Linked DNA regions of Homo sapiens: region 2 is linked to region 1. Evidence: chromatin loops called from intact Hi-C (ENCODE). Cell type or tissue: sigmoid colon. All regions are shown on one strand. Links, peaks and the distances in the headings refer to the core of each region. The heading gives the core; the rest is flanking DNA. Region 1 overlaps JAKMIP2 (janus kinase and microtubule interacting protein 2). Region 2 has its middle 5.2 kb from the start of JAKMIP2.

Region 1 (4,405 bases), core at 208-4,207:
AACAAATATTAATCATTTTAATAATGGAATATGTTTACAGTGGTTTATGGGTAACAGTGTTTTCTCATATACAATCTTATGCAATGCTTGTGTCTCCTATCCCACTTTTAAAATAAAACTCATGTATCTGGGGGATGAGAGAGTTTTAAAATACCAACCTCCCTATCTGCTAGCACTTTGACTGGAGTAGTCCGTCACATTAACCAATCTTGAGAAGGCTGAATGAGTGGGTGAGATAACCCATGAGGAAAAGGAGACCAGAATAGAGCTTCAGGCACCTACCCCCAGGAAGGTGTTGGAGACAAGGGAGAGAGGAGAAATCCCATTTTCTCCCAGGACCCATCCTGTGTACCCAAAGGGTCTCAGCATTTCCAGCAACAGATCCAGGTATATAATTTGTCAGAGTTGTGGTCAAGGTTAGGTTTATCCAGCAGAGGGCCACACAGTATGCGTCATGCAATAGCCACGAAGCACTGGAGAAGGAGCTACACACTCACCTGAGACACATTCCCCAGAGGGTTTGCAATGAACCATGTGAGGCATCCAGGAAGACTTTTTGATCCCTCAGTGAGATGGACCCTGTTACCTCATATATCTTTCCAAAATGTTTTTATGCATGTATGTACCTATAGGTCCACATAGATGTGTGTGCATATGTGCATATATATATATATATATATATATATATATATATATATATATATAATCTCTTTAGTTTTTTACATGAATGACATTATACTTTGGACTTCATTCGTCATCTTGCTCTTTAAATGTTTTGAGGTGCAACTAGCCTCATTGGTTCATGTAGATCTTCCTATGTGTTTTTAAACTATTGCATAGTAATTTATAGACTGGACATACCACTTTATTATGCTGGTCCCTTTTTTATTTTTGTTTTTTAAGCTTTTTTTAGGGACAGGGTCTCAATCTGTCACCCAGGCTGGAGTGCAGTGGTGCCATAATAGCTCACTGCACCCTCAACCTTCTGGGCTCAAGTGATTCTACCACCTTAGCCTCCCAAACACCATGCCTAACAATTTTTGTTTGTTTGTTTGTTTGTGGAAACAGGGTTTCACAATGTTGCCTAGGCTGGTCTCAAACCTGTGGTCTCAAGCGATCCCCTCGCCTCAGCCTCCAAAAATGCTGGGATTACTGGTGTGAGCCACTGTGTCCAGCCCAAGCTGTTCCCCTTTACATGGACAGTGCATTGTTTCTAATTTTTCACTATGACAGTGTTGCACAGGTGTGGGCTAGATCGTCATGAAGTCTCTCATTATTACCTTTTAACATACTATGTAACTTACATAGTTATCTTGCTGATTTTTGTTTCACTCTGCTAGAGTATAAACTCCAGGAAAGCAAGGATGTTTGTTTATTCTATCCTCAGCTCTATCTCCAGCCCCTAAAACTGTGTATGCAGTGAATATTCATTGAACAAATGTGCTATAGCCATATTCTGCAGCCACATATAGTTATGGTGTAACTATTATCCTCTTAATAGGAGGACAGCTCTCTGAGGGCATGGACACCCTCAGAGTGTTTTAGCTGCAGTGCCTGGCACAATGCCCTGCTTAGAGTGAGAGCTTTATACATTTTAGGAACAAACAGTAACGTGTACTGTTTAATACATCATCAGATCAACGTGGCTCTGCATCTCAGCTCAACTTACTGATCCCATGATTCTGATGAAACATCCACCCAAAAAGGATTACCATCAGCTTGCATCTAGTCCTATCACCACCTCCCTTGCTTCCACTCTCTAAGCCGCTACCATCTCCAAGCTGGATTTTTGCAGTGACCTCCAAACCAGTCCGCTTAATTCCACCCTTATGCTCAGTCTTCTCCTTTTACTAGAGCAGTCAGAGTAAAATGTTAAAAGCTAAGTCAGATCAGGGCACTGCCCCTCTCAACTCCTCCTGTGGCTTCCTACCCACTCTGAGTAAAAGCTTAAATCAATGCAAAATGGCCTAAAAAGCACAGCATGGTCTGCACACACTGCCCTCCCATTACTGTCTGCCCTCTCTTTGGCTGCTGTCCTAGCTCACTCATTCCTCCAGCCTCCCCGGCTCCCTGAAGTTCCTGGAACTTGGACGTCTGTGCTCACTGTGGAGCTCTTGTACTATTTCCTCACTACCCTGGCACGCTTTCCCCCCCAGGCATCAGCCTTTAATCAAATAGCAACTACTTAGGCTTTCTCAGATCTAAAATCACAACACCACCTGGATCCTTCCTGTCGACCTCTGTTCTGTATTATTTTTTCCCATAACACATTATTATTATAATCTAGCACAGTATATTTACTTAGCATGCTTATTATGTGGGTCTCCAACTAACATAGCAGCTCCATGAGCCAACGATGTATGTCTGTTTTATTTATTCACTGCTGTATCTTCCATACCAAGTACAGTGCTTGGCAGCTATGCAGCATTCAATACATATTTGTTGAAGAAGCTGATTTTAGAACAGAGCACTTATTTGACACATACCATGTGAAACGCTTTACCGGCCTTATTCCATGTATCTTTTGCCACCATCCTTTAAGGGTGGGACTATAGTGATGCGGTTGAGAGAATGGGCCCTAGAGTCTAACAGCTTAGATTAAATCCTATCTCCATTGCTTACCAACACTGAGCAGAAGGTCAATTATTTATCTTCACTAAGTCTCTGTTATGTGAATGATTAAAAGGGAAATATTAATGACTATTATTTATTATTATTAGTTGCATTTAATCAGACTCTATGAAGCAACCAGTGCAACATCATAAGAAGTTTTTCAACCACAACCCTAGATCTAGGCACCAAATCCCCTTTTATTTAATTATCTATCTCATGTGATCATTTTACAATGCAATAGCTATGTTGTGCATACGGTTTTGCAGGATTAAAGCACTCCCTTGCCTGAACCCTATTTCACATAGGAAAAATATTAACTGCTAGTTTATAACCACCCTAAAAAATGGGATTTCTAAGTGAAAAGCCCTAAGCGATTAATTCAATCAGTGCTCAGAACATTATGACAATGAATGATACATAGCCTTGTGTTAAATCTTCATAATGCTCTGGACAGCAAATGTGTTTAGTGGCCTTACACTTTGACTTCTATAGAACAGGACTTCTTTGTAAGTCATCTGAGAGTTCTAAAGGCAATAATAGATATGAAAAAGAGTGTTGTGTTTCTGGTCCTAAGAGAAAGACAAGGACCATGCAGCGGTTAAAACAAATGTTTTGGAATCAGGCTGAAGTGATTTTAAATTTTGTCAGACACATCAAAGGCTCTCAAAAAACATTAACTGAGTCAATGAATGGGTCCTACGCATACAAGTTGCATGACATTGGGCAAATTTAAAAGTCTTCATTTTGTGTTTTATGTAACTGCAAAATGATACCTACTTCATGAATTTGTTTTAATGAGTTAATACATGTACAGTGGTAAATACTGTGCTTGGCATGTAGAAAGATTGCAATAGAGTTATTATTAAATAGCTTATTTCCATTCTGCAGTTGAGAAAATAGAATTGTCTTCTCCCAAATTAAATGTTTTACCTGTCGTGTGAAGGGTAAGAATAGACCAGTTTTAATATCAGATATAAAAATGAGCCCTTTCTAAATTCTCTCCTCCTTCTGCATGTTACCTGCAACTCCAAGCTAATCAATAGTCTTGATACATCCATAATTCTTACCAAATTTTCTTACATAATATTTACTCAATTCTTCTTTATTGCCAGGACCACAGGGCAAATCCTCTCTCATCTTTCAAGACTCAGTTTAGCCATCCCTTCTGTTAGACACACTCTCTGTCTTTCCCAGGGAGTTGGAGCTCCTCCTCTGAGTACCAGTAGTGCCTCGTTTGCTTCTCTGTTTCAGCACTCATTACATCTTCAGGCCTGCAGTTCATTATTTACATGTTGGTCTCTCCCAGTGGGGAAGAGTTGTAGAGAGGATTCATAAATCATACGTTCAAGGCTGGAAGATGACTTTTAACACTCACCTCAGAGCATTAAAAAGATAATGCATGTAAATAGATTTGCACAGTGACCAGCAGTAGTAAATGGTCAATAATGACAATTATGATGATGATTAGCAGTAGTAGTAGTAGTATTCATCTGTCACAGTAGGAGGTGAGTAAGTGGATGAAGAACAGTAATTATCTTTACAAGTGCTATGATGATCTAGAATATTATAGGCCAGGACTCCAGGGCTTTGGAATATCAAAGATTGCTTACTATACAAAAAGAAAACAATGGCTCCCAGAATCTTCTGAGATTTTAAGATATATAAGAAAAAATTATGAGCCCTGGAGATTTGTTTTTCCTAATAAGTTGTCTATAGAAATAGCTTAAAACTTAAAATGAGAAATTATAATTCCTAGTTTCATGTGCCAGGTAATAAAGAAAATGCTGGGAGG
Region 2 (4,405 bases), core at 321-4,320, 99 kb before region 1:
GCTTGGCCCTGCCTTTCTTCCAAAGCCTTAATTCAGGAATAAACCCACTAGTTTCAGGCATCTCATGAGAAAGACCTTCAGCTTGTAGCAGTAGCTAAAGCCAAGGACATGTTAAGCAAAATGTCCCATGAGGAGGCAGTGGGGCAGCGAGCGGACACAGAGATCTCAGAGATTAGCTCACAAGGTTTTGTGTCCTTGGCAGGGAAAACAAAACAAAACAAAACAAAAAACCACACAAAACACAAAACACAAAACTCAAACTCTTTCATTGTACATTTTTTCTAACATGGAAGTGTTGGCAAGCTCCAGGCTCCCAATTTCACACTTTGGATCAACTGTAAGAAAGAAATCAAATAGTAATAAAATGTAAATACAGGATATGAGTTTATCAGCCAGAAAGCTGGCTCATAAACATGTGAGACAGATCATGAAATCTGTAAATGCCACATTCCGGCAACCCTTTTGTCCATCAGTCTCTCTGTACCTGGCATGTCTTTCAAAGGAAAATAAGTACTTAGCTGTTTGAGGTACCTAAAAGATTATTTGGGGGTCTTGAGGTGGGAGGTATTAAGAAAAATGTTCGAACACCTGGGGTCCTGAAGGAAAAGACTAAGGCCCTCAAGGCTTTCATAAGAAATATTCAGATCCAGGGAAGGGCATTATGTAATAGAATAGCTGGCACTAAAGAGACCCTTCTACATGCCAGACTTGTGCTCAGGTCTTTACAAACATAGTTCATTTACATCTCCGCTTAATAGCAAAGGCAATTATTATCCTGGCCTCATAGATGAGGACAATGAGGCACAGAAGATATAGTTACGAGGTCTCATGGTTAGAAGGTAACAGGATCAGGAGTGTGATCGAGGAAGAGGCCAAGCTAGCTGTGGGAGAAAATGCATTCTGAGTGGATAGAGGAAGGCCGTTTCCTATGGCAACCCACTTCTAAGGTCCTTGGGAATTTTCTGAACGAAAATCCAGGGCCTCACCTGCCCTTTTTAGCCAAGTTGCTTTCATTGCAGTAGCATAAGCTCAGTGATGGTTTGCCTGATCCACTGACAAATTGTTCATGCCTGATTCTCAAAAGCACTAAACCTGGGGAGGCACAAAAAGGAGTCCCACAAGTTGAGCATTTAGAACACCCTTAAGTTTCCCCACATTTTCCCAGAGCCAGTGCTCTGAGGCCTTTACTCATTACAGAAGGTAATAACTGAACCTTGACAGCGTATCCTTCCAAATGAAAGAAGTTAGTTGTCTACTTAGAAGTAATCCTTGACACCTCCCTCTCCCTCAACCTTAACAGCCAATCCCTCAGCAATCCCCAGAATTCTACCTCTAAAATGCATTTGAAACAGTCCAATTTTCTCCATATCCACCCTAATCTAACAGGTATCATCTCTGGCCTAGATTATTGTAGCATGCTAACTGCATCCACTTTCACCCACCACCAGTTCATTCCACAATGCTTTAAACCAAATTTAAATTCTGCAATGGCTATTCATTGCAATTAAGAAACTCCAATTAACTTACAGTGGGCTACAAGGTGCTGAATGATTTGACCCCTGCCCACCTTCCAAACTTCCCCTCATGCCAATTTCACCCTTGCTCCCATATTTCAGCCTTCAAAAGTATTTCTCATTCCTAACTTTCTCTTCAGAGCTCATCCATCCACATGAAACTCTCTTTTCTCAGCTCTTACGTGATTGGCATAATTCAAATGTCATTTCTCAGTTTGAATGTCACTCCTCAGTGAGTCACTCTCATTTTCCCTACCCTCAGTCCTTCTTCATCCTTTCTTTCCTTGCTTCATAGTACTTGTGAAAATTTGCTACTATTTTAGTGATTTGATTTTTGTTCTTTGGCTATCCCACACATTTGACTCTGAGCTCCACAGGGGAAAAGCTATGTCTGTTTTTTCTCTGTGCAATGATGTGTTTATTGTACTCTCTGGCTCATGTTCTCTACTCCCAGTGATGTAATAAGACATTTTGAGTCCTTAAGCATTGTAAAAATTATGAAAATTATGGTGCTTCCCATAAATGACTAAAAATAAAAACTAAAGTTACAATAAAACTTATACATACACTGAAATTAAACTGGCTTTTATTTGTAGAATTTCTGATTGTAAAATCTTGGAAAAGGTCATTGAAACAGAAGTTTTCTCATTTCTTTGGTGTCCCTGATTTTTTTGTAACCTAAGCCCATGTGTTATCTCCCATGGTAATATACAACTGTCCAGGACCTGAAAGGGAAAAACTGCTTCTCATTTCAGCCTCAGAGCAAAAGTTTGTATTATCATGTAAATCTTACTTAATAAATCTGTAATGCAGCAGTAGTTACTGTGAGCATCATACCTCTTTTTCTACTGTTAGAAGAATTAATCCTTCAGCCTGTTTTCATTCATTCTTATCTCATACAGCTTGTCAGCTCCATAGCTATTGACAAGCCCTAATCCCCTTAGTAAATTAACAGAAGAAAAATGGAAGAAAGAAGTTCTGTGTTTACGTGTGTTGGGAGATGGAGAAGCCAGATTATTTTGACAAACATGTAGGTGGCACATAATGGGTGCCATGTTCTGTGCTAGGTATTAGGATTAAACAACATTTAAGCAGCATGCCATATTCTTTCATATATCAGGACCTACATGCGTATTCCATATCACCTGCTTCCATTTCACCCCACAATCTCTCCAGTAATATCTTCCCTGGGATTCCAAACTACATTATACTTTTCTTTTATCTGCTGTCAGAGCTGCCTGATTTTCTCTATTGTAGTGCTCAACATAATTTATTTTAAGTAATTATGTAATCTCTCTTTCCTCTTAGACTATAAGCTCCATGAGGGGAGTTCTCATGCTACCTGACTCACAGCTACATCTCTGGTACCTAGTAACAGCACACAATAGAAACTAGCAATAAACATTTCTTAGATTAAGTAACATTAAATGAATGGATGAACTTTAACCTTGACCTCAAAGGCTTGCACTAAAATAAGAAAGACAAAGGAAAGAATATTTACCATTCACCGTGTTAAGTGTAGTTAGGATGTGTCACAGTACAATGCTAACCCTGGTATCAGTGAAGATCCCCTGAAGGAGTTGATGGATACATTTTAAAGGTTGAAGAATTGAGGCAACAAAGGAACCTCAAGAGGAAATGGACTGAGCAAACACAGAAGTGTCTACTTGTTATGCAAGGAGTCATCTGTAAGATCATTGGCCATAAGAGTGTAGAGTTCATAGCAGAGTTCTTCTAATATATTTGCTTACTGATACTATTGATAAAGGACATACAGTGAGGTCAGAATGAGATCCTTTATTCTTAGCAAACTCAAGAAGACCCTTACTGCTTACATTTAATGTTCTCTGTAAATGTATTACTATATTAATATAAATGTATACTATATTAATAATCCTTTATAAAGGAGGCAGGGGATAAACAACAGTCACTTATGAATGCCTTTGTTTTTGCCCCCTTTTTGGGGGAAATCAGGCTTTTGACTAAGTGTGACATAAGCGTCTCCAGAATTCCTCATTATCTGTTGACAGCTGGTCTGCAGCCATTAACAGCAAGCTTGTAGAATAACCCCAAGTGATCTGAGTGCTTTGGAAACATCCAGAAAAATGTGCTAGGCATAACCATAGTTAATAAAATTGTGTTTATAACCATATTGATATGACTTGTCATTTATTACGTGCCAGGTACTCCTTAACATTTTGCACACAAAAACTTCAAAAACGACTCAATGGGACCAAAGACTTCCAACAACCCTAGGAGTGAGTTTGGACTCACTTAACTCAGCCAAGCCTTCATATGAGATGGCAACCACAGCCAACTGTTAAACTACAACCTCATGAGAGGCTTTGAGCCAGAAGCTCTGAGCTAAGCCACTCCCAGATTTCTGCCCCACAAACACTATGAGATAATAAATGATGTTTCAAGGTGCAAACAAATCCCTCAGAACAATAATTCAGTGGGGTAGGTACTGCTATCATGTCACACAGATAAAGAAACTGAGCCACAGAGGAATAAAGCAACTTGTCCAAGGTCACTCAGAAAAGAAATGGTAAAGCCTGGACCCAATCCAGGTAGTCTGTCTCCAGAGCCCACACTTTGCAGCTTCCTCCCATTATGCTGTGGTATCTCCTGAAATTTTAATGCCACTTTTGGAGCCAAGACCCATACCCTGTACTTTTTCAGACATCCCACAGAATTCAGAAGTCAAAGTTGTAAAAGTCCCAGGAGAGGCAGACAGTTTGGTCATAATTAGTACTATTGGCCAAGAAGCTCTTAGAAGAAAATCAGGGTTTCCCAAAGAACACCATGCCTACCCACTGAGGACATGTTAGATGACTTCGAACATACGTGAGCAAACATGTTTACTTTCATAACTGTGTATTTTTAAAATC

The links. Hi-C counts contacts between places; a loop is a spot of excess contacts. Peaks named below come from ENCODE experiments on the same cell type or tissue, not always from the same donor. Only the 100,000 strongest peaks of a DNase experiment are listed, where the experiment ranks them.
Region 2: a loop joins it to region 1, with 2.5 times the contacts of the local background. A loop is called at or near these places in 1 of 110 quality-filtered maps.

Annotation. Positions count from the first base shown.
Region 1 is chr5:147,686,840-147,691,244 of GRCh38, reverse strand. The region is part of intron 1 of JAKMIP2 (janus kinase and microtubule interacting protein 2); the gene reads left to right. Among named protein-coding and RNA genes, the nearest start is that of JAKMIP2, 94 kb to the left of the region's middle. In sigmoid colon, for the core only: no CTCF peak of the experiment used is centred there; DNase peaks (open chromatin) are centred at 1,574 and 2,104.
Region 2 is chr5:147,785,751-147,790,155 of GRCh38, reverse strand. No RefSeq gene overlaps it. Among named protein-coding and RNA genes, the nearest start is that of JAKMIP2, 5.2 kb to the right of the region's middle. In sigmoid colon, for the core only: no CTCF peak of the experiment used is centred there; no DNase peak of the experiment used is centred there.